3 separate regions of the Homo sapiens genome follow, and regions 1 and 2 are each linked to region 3. The links are chromatin contacts, found by Hi-C or POLR2A ChIA-PET in ENCODE. All regions are on one chromosome and are shown on one strand. Each heading gives the region's core, a stretch centred on a gene start or an enhancer-like site at or near the end of the contact. The rest is flanking DNA. Distances are from core to core; before and after follow the strand shown. Region 1 holds the start of METTL2B (methyltransferase 2B, tRNA N3-cytidine). Region 2 holds the start of AHCYL2 (adenosylhomocysteinase like 2). Region 3 holds the start of ZNF800 (zinc finger protein 800).

Region 1 (2,700 bases), core at 21-2,520, 1.1 Mb before region 3:
ACTACTGCTACTACTGACTGCTTACCTCTGGGAAAAGCACTTAATGTCCTGTGGTCCAAGTGTCTTTAACTATAAAAAGAGAATATTGAACCACATGATTTTCAAAATCCCTTTTAACTATTAACTTGCTTTGATCTAGTTGCTGTCAGACTATGCAGGGTGAATGTTTTGTAACTGGAACCTTTTTGTTGTACAGAACTCTTTCAGCAGGTACTAAATTTGTAGTGCTATCTTCAATTGTCTGGAACAATCAGTCCTAGTTTTACTATCTAGGGATATTTTGCAGTGAAATCATCAACCTCTCAAGCAGGGGCCTCCTTTTCTTTGGCCAGACTTATCTCCACTCTGCTGCATCCACCTTTCCTTGACTGAAGCCCTAAATTCTCATAACCATCACACAAGTAATAGACACACAGTCACCAGTCATTAGCCCCCCTCCCAACAATATTTAGAATCTAATCACTTAAATGAAGCTTCAATGGAAACATCTCCTCATGGAAAATGCAAATCATGTAAAAAGTACAGGTTCTAAGATGATCGCGTGACCACACAGTTGTCATTGGCTAGCCATATCAACGTGGATCTACTCAACATAATTAAAGACAAAATTACCCTCCTCCAAAGTAAAACTATATATTAAAAAAACCCTCTACGACTTAAGATTTTGTTACAATGCAGCCCTTTTCCCTCCTTGCTCATCCCCTCCCTGTCCTGCTCTACTCCTGAGATCCGCATCAGGCCAGGAATAAAGGATGTGGGCGGCCGCGGTTCCCTGGCCTCTCCGGGAGGGCGCGTTCGGCAGTACGCTGGCTGTTGATACCAACGAGAGCCCATTTAAGCGCACCTTGTTTCTCCTGGCACACCCGCTGGATACTGTTCTCCTGGACTTTTCTCTCCGCCGCCGCGGCTTGCTCTTCCGACCACTCCACATTGTCCCTGAGAAAATCAAACGGGCAGCTTAGGGGCTTCACGTCCTGGCTGCGAGCAGGGTGAGTCGCTGGCCTAGGAGTTTCTCTCCCCTTGGAGAGTGCCTCGGGTAGGGCAGCTTGACTCGTGGCCGGCGGTCAGGGGCTTTTCGGAATGCTCCGAGGCGGCGGGACAGACGGCCAGCGACAGGCCGGGCGAGGGGGCAGGGTGATTACCAGGCATTGTGGTGGAAGACGCGCGCCGGATCGCTCAGGAACCGGCTTCCGAACTGCTGCCTCTTATCGGCGAGGATTGCAGGTGCACCTTCAGGGTAGGAGCCGGCCATGACACCGGAGCCGGAAACACTTCACTTTCCGTAACGCGAGAACTTCCTGCGGGCCACGCCCTCTTTCAGAAGACGTGGAGTCTGGGCGGGAAAAAGGGTGGCGGGACAGGGCGGTCCTGGAGTCTGGTCCGGGTGGCGCTCGGGAGCTGTCGTTTGGGGCTTTCCCAGGGTTGGCGAAGGGCTCTCTAGGGAAGGGGACCAGGCAGGGGGAAATTCTCCCCGGAGGAGTCGTATCTCATTGATGAGGTGCTGATGGACGTGCAGGTTAGGCAGAAAGTGGGAGACATTCCACTTGAGGCCCAGTTCATTGCTGGGATCCTCTTAACAGGTTCCCCAGCTTCCCTCAAGTTGTAAAACAGGAATAATCTTGAATCATTATAAGAGTTGAGGCTACCTAGTTCCACTGCGGAGCCGATGTCCAGAACTGAAGAAGGTAGCAAGCAGCGGAAAGAAACAGGGCAATTTCCAGCTTCTATAGTCAGCTCTTCATAGTGTGGGTGTATATGTATACACAGTGTGTATATATATTTTGGTTGGGGTGGGGGAGATGGATATATGAAATTAGAGAACACGAGGCTTAGCAAATCAAATGGAATATCCAAGGACAATTTTTTTTTAATTATAACCATCTAACCTTTTTGAATCATCCATATTATATTTATTATAATTATCCTTATTAGCACAATTAAGATTGTAATACACACATACAGTTTGTCATAGTAATACATTTCAGCCTTACATTTCTATTTCTAGATCTAATACAAATAGACTCTCAAAAGAATCTAGAAGAAAGTATGTTATAGACATAAGGTTATTTGAGAAGACTTCCAAGAGAAGCATGATGAATACCACTTGGAAAAGAAGGAAAGGGCAGAGACCAAACAAGGACCAGCCCAATATCTCTTGGACTTTATTTAATGTCATAATGTCAGAATAAAGGGAAAGATGAATTTTTTTAAAAAAGGAAAGGGTTAGTGCAGTGCTAGACATAGCACATTGGTAATTAGTACTTTTTTTTTTTTTTTTTTGAGACGGAGTCTTGCTCTGTTTCCCAGGCTGGAGTGCAGTAGCTGGATCTCAGCTCGTTATAACCTCCATGTCCTGGGCTCAGGTGATTCTCCTGCCTCAGCCTCCTGAGTAGCCGGGATTACAGGTGCGCGCTACCACACTCGGCTAATTTTTGTATTTTTAGTAGAGATGGGGTTTCACCATGTTGCCTGGGCTGGTCCTGAACTCCTGACCTCAAATGATCTGCCCACCTCGGTCTCCCAAAGTGTTGGGATTACAGGTGTGAGCCACCGTGCCCAGCCAGTAATTGTTTATTCCATTGTAAATTCTTTCTGTAGGTAAAACTACAGGGAGCAATGAATGATTCTATACTTTTCCTCCAAAGAAATGGGAACAAGCTCTAAGCCTCTCTAATCAGGAAGAAAAATACACAAGTTAAT
Region 2 (2,700 bases), core at 48-2,547, 1.8 Mb before region 3:
GATAGACAATGTACGGGTAATACAGGGCTATCATCCACCTAGGCAGTTACTTCTTGGTATTCTGAGACCTCCTCAAAACTGTCTGAAAGAAGCTGACGCCTAAGACCGAAAACCCCACAAAGATCGTCTTTCCCAAAAGTAGCAGCATTTCTTCCTATCACTTTCAGATTATAATAAAGCAATCAATAAGACATTCATTCTCTTCATACACAGCCTAATAATCCTGGTGACCAACTATACCCAGCAGGGAGGACAAAGCTCTTAACACGAAAGAGTGAGGAGAATCTCTCCATTACCCTTTTACATATTCAGGGAAGAGAGAATATCGCAGTCGCTGGAAATGAAGGGCACAGCATCGTGTTGCTGTATGGCCACGGTTGGCCACAGAAAGGCAGAAAGTCATCAACTGTATGGAAACCAGACAACTCTGACGATTTCTATGCAAGGTGACTACACCTTACTCGTTCTCCAAGTATTAAAGATCTTTTCATCCTTATTGCTGTGTGAACTCCCGTGAGCGGTAAGGTTTTTCTATACTATCGAGGTCTCTTCCCCGATAGGCTGGAAAATCACACCCGGGAGCGTGTTGGGGCCGCGGGACGTACTATTAGGTGTCTCTCCTCCCGCTGCCTATTCCAAGTAGTAGGGGAGAGCGCTACCTCCATGTTATTCAGAGCGAAGTACGGCCGTGCCTCCTGGAGTCTCCGCTCCCAGCACGAGGGGCCGGCTGGGGGGCATCTCTGAGAGAGTGGGTTTAAGGGGACAAGGGGTATCTCCGGTCCTGCGATCAGAAAGGAGGGCGTGGAGGGTGGTGCCGCCGTGCCGAGAGGATCTGCAGTTCCCCTCCCCTCCCTTCCTCTCCTAGAGAGGCAGCCCGGCCCCAGTACCTTCTTGACTGTGCGCGGCGCCTCGGTGACGGTGCCGTCGGGGCTGACCAGGGCCTCGCCGCCGTCGCGGTGCCGCTGGTGCTGGTGATGTGGGTCGCTCCGCTTCATGGCCGACGCCTGAGGCACCTTCCCGGCGGCGGGGCTGAGAGCGGCGGCGGGCCCCGAGCCCGGGCCGGGGACCGGGGGCCGCTCCGCGGCGGGAGCTGGAGCCTCAGGGTCTCCACCGCCCGCCGGGGGGGCCATGGCGCCCACGGCGGCCGTGCTCAGTCCTAGTTGCGACTCCGCCTCGGAGGGGCTCAGGTCCTTCAGCTCCACCTCAGGCACCTTGGCGGCAGCCGCGGCTGACACAACCTGCACCGACATCACCGCCTCCGCTGCAACCACCGGCTCAGACTCCAGCTCCTGCTCTTGGTCGGCCCCGCCTCCCACCTCCCTTCCTCTTCCCTCCCCCATGTCCCCACTCCTCCCCTCCATCGCCTCCTCTCCCACCCCCTTTCTCCGCCCGCCAGTCCCGGCCCCTCCAGCCCCGCCCCGCCCCGTCCCGGTCTGGCCTCGCGCGAGGCGCCACGGAACCTGTAGTGCGTTTGCTCCCGGCCGCACGCGGCGAGAAGACCGTGGGACCTCAGGCCCCGACCTACACTGCGCGCCCCATGGGCGGGGCCCGCAGCGTCCCCTGGGAGTTGTAGTCCTTTCAGCCTTTCCTCCACTAAGTGAGATTCAGCCGAGGAGAGGGAGCGCTAGGGCCGGCAGCTAACAGAAAGGAGTGAGGATAGGTGACTCGACGGAGGGGATGAGGAAGAGAAAGTCTCCAGAGGAGTTGTGACTTCCGGGGAGGGAACGCCAAGAAGCCTTAGGGGAGGGGAAGTGGTAGAGGAATGGCTCGTTGTCCTGACAGCGTGAAGTTCCTCCGCGCGTGCCCGTCTGCGATCACGTGAGCGAGTATTTAAAGGAGAAGCGGCGGCTCCAGGCTGGAAGTGGCTTTATTTTTCTTTGTGATATTGAGAACTCAACACCCTTCCAAACTTCAGTGGCTTTGTTTTTAGAAGGGATAAAGTAGGACCTTGCTTGCTGTGGCGCTTTCTGTCACATTCTGGGTTTGGAAGCTAAGATCATTCCTCAAAGAAGTTAGGTATCACTAGATCAAAATTCAAGGCTGAGGAATTACACGTTGCCTTAAACGAGGCCAAATCTTTTCACCTATAATTCTAATAGGGCAATCATCTGAAATTCAGATACATATATCAGCATAGAGGGATATGAATAGTGAATATGAGTAGTTAATTTCCTAAGTGATGGGATTTAAGGTGATTTTTACTTTGTACTTTTCTGTATTATTTTTAAATTTTACATTTAGAGGATGTAAGCAAAAAGACATGCACCGCAGCGTCCTTTTTAATAACAAAAAACTGTCTAAAACTAATGTCCAACAAATAGAGCAATTGTTACAGCCTTTGAAAATCGTTTGCCAGCTGGGCATAGTGGTTGACGTCTGTAATCCCAGCACTTTGGGAGGCCAAGGCCGGCAGATCACTTGAGATCAGGACTTCAAGACCAGCCTGGCCAACATGGTGAAACCCCATCTCTACTAAAAATACAAAAATTAGCCAGGCGTGGTGGCGGGCACCTGAAATCCCAGCTACTTGGGAGGCTGAGGCAGGAGGATCGCTTGAACCTGGGAGGCAGAGGCTGCAGTGAGCCAAGATCATGCCACGGCACTCCAGCCTGGACAACGGAGTGAGATGCCGTCCCAGAAAAAAAGGAAGAAAGAAAGAAAATTGTTTGCCAATACTTTTTAACAACAAGGTTTTCCCTT
Region 3 (2,700 bases), core at 27-2,526:
ACGCTTCACCTCCTGGACCCAAGCCATCCCGCCCCCCGCCCCCGCCTCTCCCGTAGCTGGGACCACAGGCACGCGCCATCCTGCCCGGCTAATTTTTTTTTATTTGGTTGAGAGGGCGTTTTGCCATGTTGCCAGGCTGGTCTCTAACTCCTGGGCTTAAGCGATCCTCCCGCTTTGACCTCCCGAAGTGCTGGGATTACAAACACCAGCCACTGCGCCTGGCCCAACATTTTTAAAGTAACAAATGTATCAATTTACAAACTTTCCTTTGGATTTTGAAAACTGAACTTTTTCTCTTCTAAACAAAGTCTATCTACTGAACTTCAGTTTTTTCAGGACCCCGCACAATGGCAGCTTAAGTTGGACCAACTGGAAAGGTTTTCAGTGGATCTTGGGGAGGATCGGAGACAAGGCGAATGGGCTTTATTCTCTTAAAATTTCCTGACGGGCGGTGGACACATATTTGCTTGATGTCACCAAGAGCAAGAATTACGTTCCAGGAGCTGGGAGGAAACAACGGAGGCGGCTCTCTCGCCCCCAAGAAGCGGCCCTTGGTTGGCAGAATTTGACAGATGACTGGGATCTTCGAGGATTTTCCAAGCAGGATCGGGGCGCAGAAGAGGAGGGAAAGTGCGTGAGCCCACGTGACCCAACTCCACTTTCAAGTTTGAGAAGCGGAGCTGCCAGGATAAATACCCATCTGCTACCAATAGATGCTTTCCCTCCCTTGGGCCTGATAAAAGAATCCCCAAGTTCCGGGAGGCATGCTTCGAAAATTGTTGGCAGGAAAAAAATGTTCAACTTTTGCCATTTAGCAATGCACTGACAGCCTTTTGGGGATCATCACTACTTATGGCTCATACATCTGCCCACCGCTTCCTAAGTCCTCTCCCAACCCTCCCCGAGTTTCAGTTCCACTGAACAGAGAACAGCGAGAGCAACAGTTTGGTGGCCGAGCAGCCCGTCTCCGTGGGCGCGCACGCCGCATCGCGGGCCTCACACCTCACTTTGGGCTTCGGCTCTCGGTCGGCCCGAGACTCCGGCCGCGGCCCTGGTGTCCCCCGCCCCGGTTCCCTCCCCTCGGACACGGCCCTCGCGCCGGCGGCCCCGGTCCCCTCCCCACCGGCCGCGGCGGGCACAGCGCGTCGCCTACCCACAGGCGGGGGCGCCGGCCGGGCGCATGCGCGCGGCGCTCCCGGGCGTGCCGGCCACACTCCCCCCACCCACTCGGTGAGCTTGTCACTTCCTGCCCTCGCCCCATCTCCGTCCGGGGTCAGTCAGTCGCTCCCTGTCGCTGCCGGAGAGTCTCTGCTTCCCCCTTCCTACGCGCTCCGCGGCGGTAGCTCGGGCTCTCCGGAGGAGGGGGCGACAGAGTAAAAGAGAGGCTGACTTAATAAAGTTTCCTGAAACAACAACTACCACCGAAAAGGCCCAAGGTTGGGGGAGACCCCCATTTTTCTCCGCCCCTCTCCTAAAGCCTGAGGGACCGTTGCAGGTGGAGCGGCGCTGGTGGGACCCGGGTTGCGGCGGCAGCCGTTGCCCCGGCGAGGGAAGCCTCAGGTCCTGCCCGCTCCGGTTCCGGCTCCTTCGGTGGTGGCGGCGGCAGCTGCTGCCGGGCGGTTCCTCCTGTCAACTGCCTCCGCCCGCGCGCCTCCCGCCTAGCCACACAGCGCGGAGGACGCCGTGAGCCGCCGCCGCAGTCGTCTCGGCCCGCGGAGGGACGTGGTGAGCTGTGGCGCTTCCGCGTCAGCGCCGGCGGGGACTCTTTGGGAGCGCGTCGGGCCCGAGTCCGGGTTCCCCCGCGTGGTCAGCGGAGGCTGCGCCAGGTGGGGCCCGCAGCCGCCTCCCACGCCAGGCTGTCCCCGCGGCCGCCCGGCCTGCCTTCCTTCCTTCCGCCCGCCCGCCGGCCCGCCCTAAGAGTTGAGTAAGTTGGGCGCACTTGGTTGTGGGGACGGGGTCTCCGCCAGGGAGACCCCAACGCACGTGCGTAGCGGGAGGGCGCGGCGTGGGCCAGCAGCCGGCGGGAGCGGCACCTCCGTAGTCCCGGAGCCCGGCGGTGCCCGCCGCGCTCTGCGCTCCGTTTCCGCGCGCCCGCCCGGGACGGCGAGGCCGCAGCCGCCCGCGCTGCCGGCCAGGCCTTCGCCCTGCGCTGCGCACCCGAGGCTGCGTTTCCGGGTAGGGCGATGAACCTGTGTGGGGAGTTTGGGCTGCAGGAGGGTTTGTGCGTCTTTCTGTTTTCTTTTCGAGAGGGAGGTGCGGGTCCGTGGAGGGAAAGCGGAGAGCTGATGATGGGAACGTATCTGGAAAATGCAGCCAGTGCCCCCCAGGAAGTTCAGGGCGAGTGACGGGTTTGTGCTTCTTTCAACAGCCACGCCGCAATGAAGAGCTTCTTACAGTGAAAGCAAAGTAGGTCGAGTCCACTGAAAATGCCTTTAAGGGACAAATACTGTCAGACTGACCACCATCATCACGGATGCTGTGAACCAGGTAGACCCCTCTTCGTCCGCAGTTGCTTTGCCCTCCATCAGAGCCACTCTGCCTTCTCTTTTTTTCTAGCTTTTTTTCCTCCTGCCCCAGTAGTCATTCTTAAGCAGGCTATGATATTCCCTAGCATAAGCCAGTTATGAAGCTAAAAGCTTGTACAAACAAGAGGTCTCCCCTGCTTGATCCCTTAAAAAAAAGTACTGCAAGTGTCACCTT

What was found. A loop is a pair of places that touch in the nucleus more often than their neighbours do. ChIA-PET counts read pairs that join two places held with the same protein, here RNA polymerase II (POLR2A). Pooled maps may share reads with other maps.
Region 1: a map of CD8-positive, alpha-beta T cell shows a loop between it and region 3 (11-fold over the local background). The contact joins the promoter of METTL2B here to the promoter of ZNF800 in region 3. A Hi-C loop is called at or near these places in 1 of 168 maps with a recorded cell type or tissue (CD8-positive, alpha-beta T cell) and 5 of 50 pooled maps. POLR2A ChIA-PET finds 5 or more read pairs at or near these places in 1 of 52 experiments (naive thymus-derived CD8-positive, alpha-beta T cell).
Region 2: a pooled map shows a loop between it and region 3 (21-fold over the local background). The contact joins the promoter of AHCYL2 here to the promoter of ZNF800 in region 3. A Hi-C loop is called at or near these places in 9 of 50 pooled maps. POLR2A ChIA-PET finds 5 or more read pairs at or near these places in 2 of 52 experiments (K562 and T-cell).

Annotation. Positions count from the first base shown.
Region 1 is chr7:128,475,318-128,478,017 of GRCh38, reverse strand. METTL2B (methyltransferase 2B, tRNA N3-cytidine) reads right to left here and starts at 1,270. Exons shown (of 9, transcript NM_018396.3): 1 at 1,143-1,270; 2 at 845-936. The coding sequence starts at 1,252. RefSeq lists enhancers at 994-1,163, 1,384-1,433.
Region 2 is chr7:129,223,627-129,226,326 of GRCh38, reverse strand. It overlaps AHCYL2 (adenosylhomocysteinase like 2), which reads right to left and starts at 1,297. Exons shown (of 17, transcript NM_015328.4): 1 at 888-1,297. The coding sequence starts at 1,250. RefSeq lists silencers at 964-1,213, 1,334-1,403 and an enhancer at 1,684-1,793.
Region 3 is chr7:127,391,284-127,393,983 of GRCh38, reverse strand. ZNF800 (zinc finger protein 800) reads left to right here and starts at 1,276. Exons shown (of 6, transcript NM_176814.5): 1 at 1,276-1,924; 2 at 2,369-2,487. The coding sequence starts at 2,427. RefSeq lists enhancers at 477-606, 1,347-1,476, 1,321-1,821 and silencers at 917-1,316, 1,717-2,116.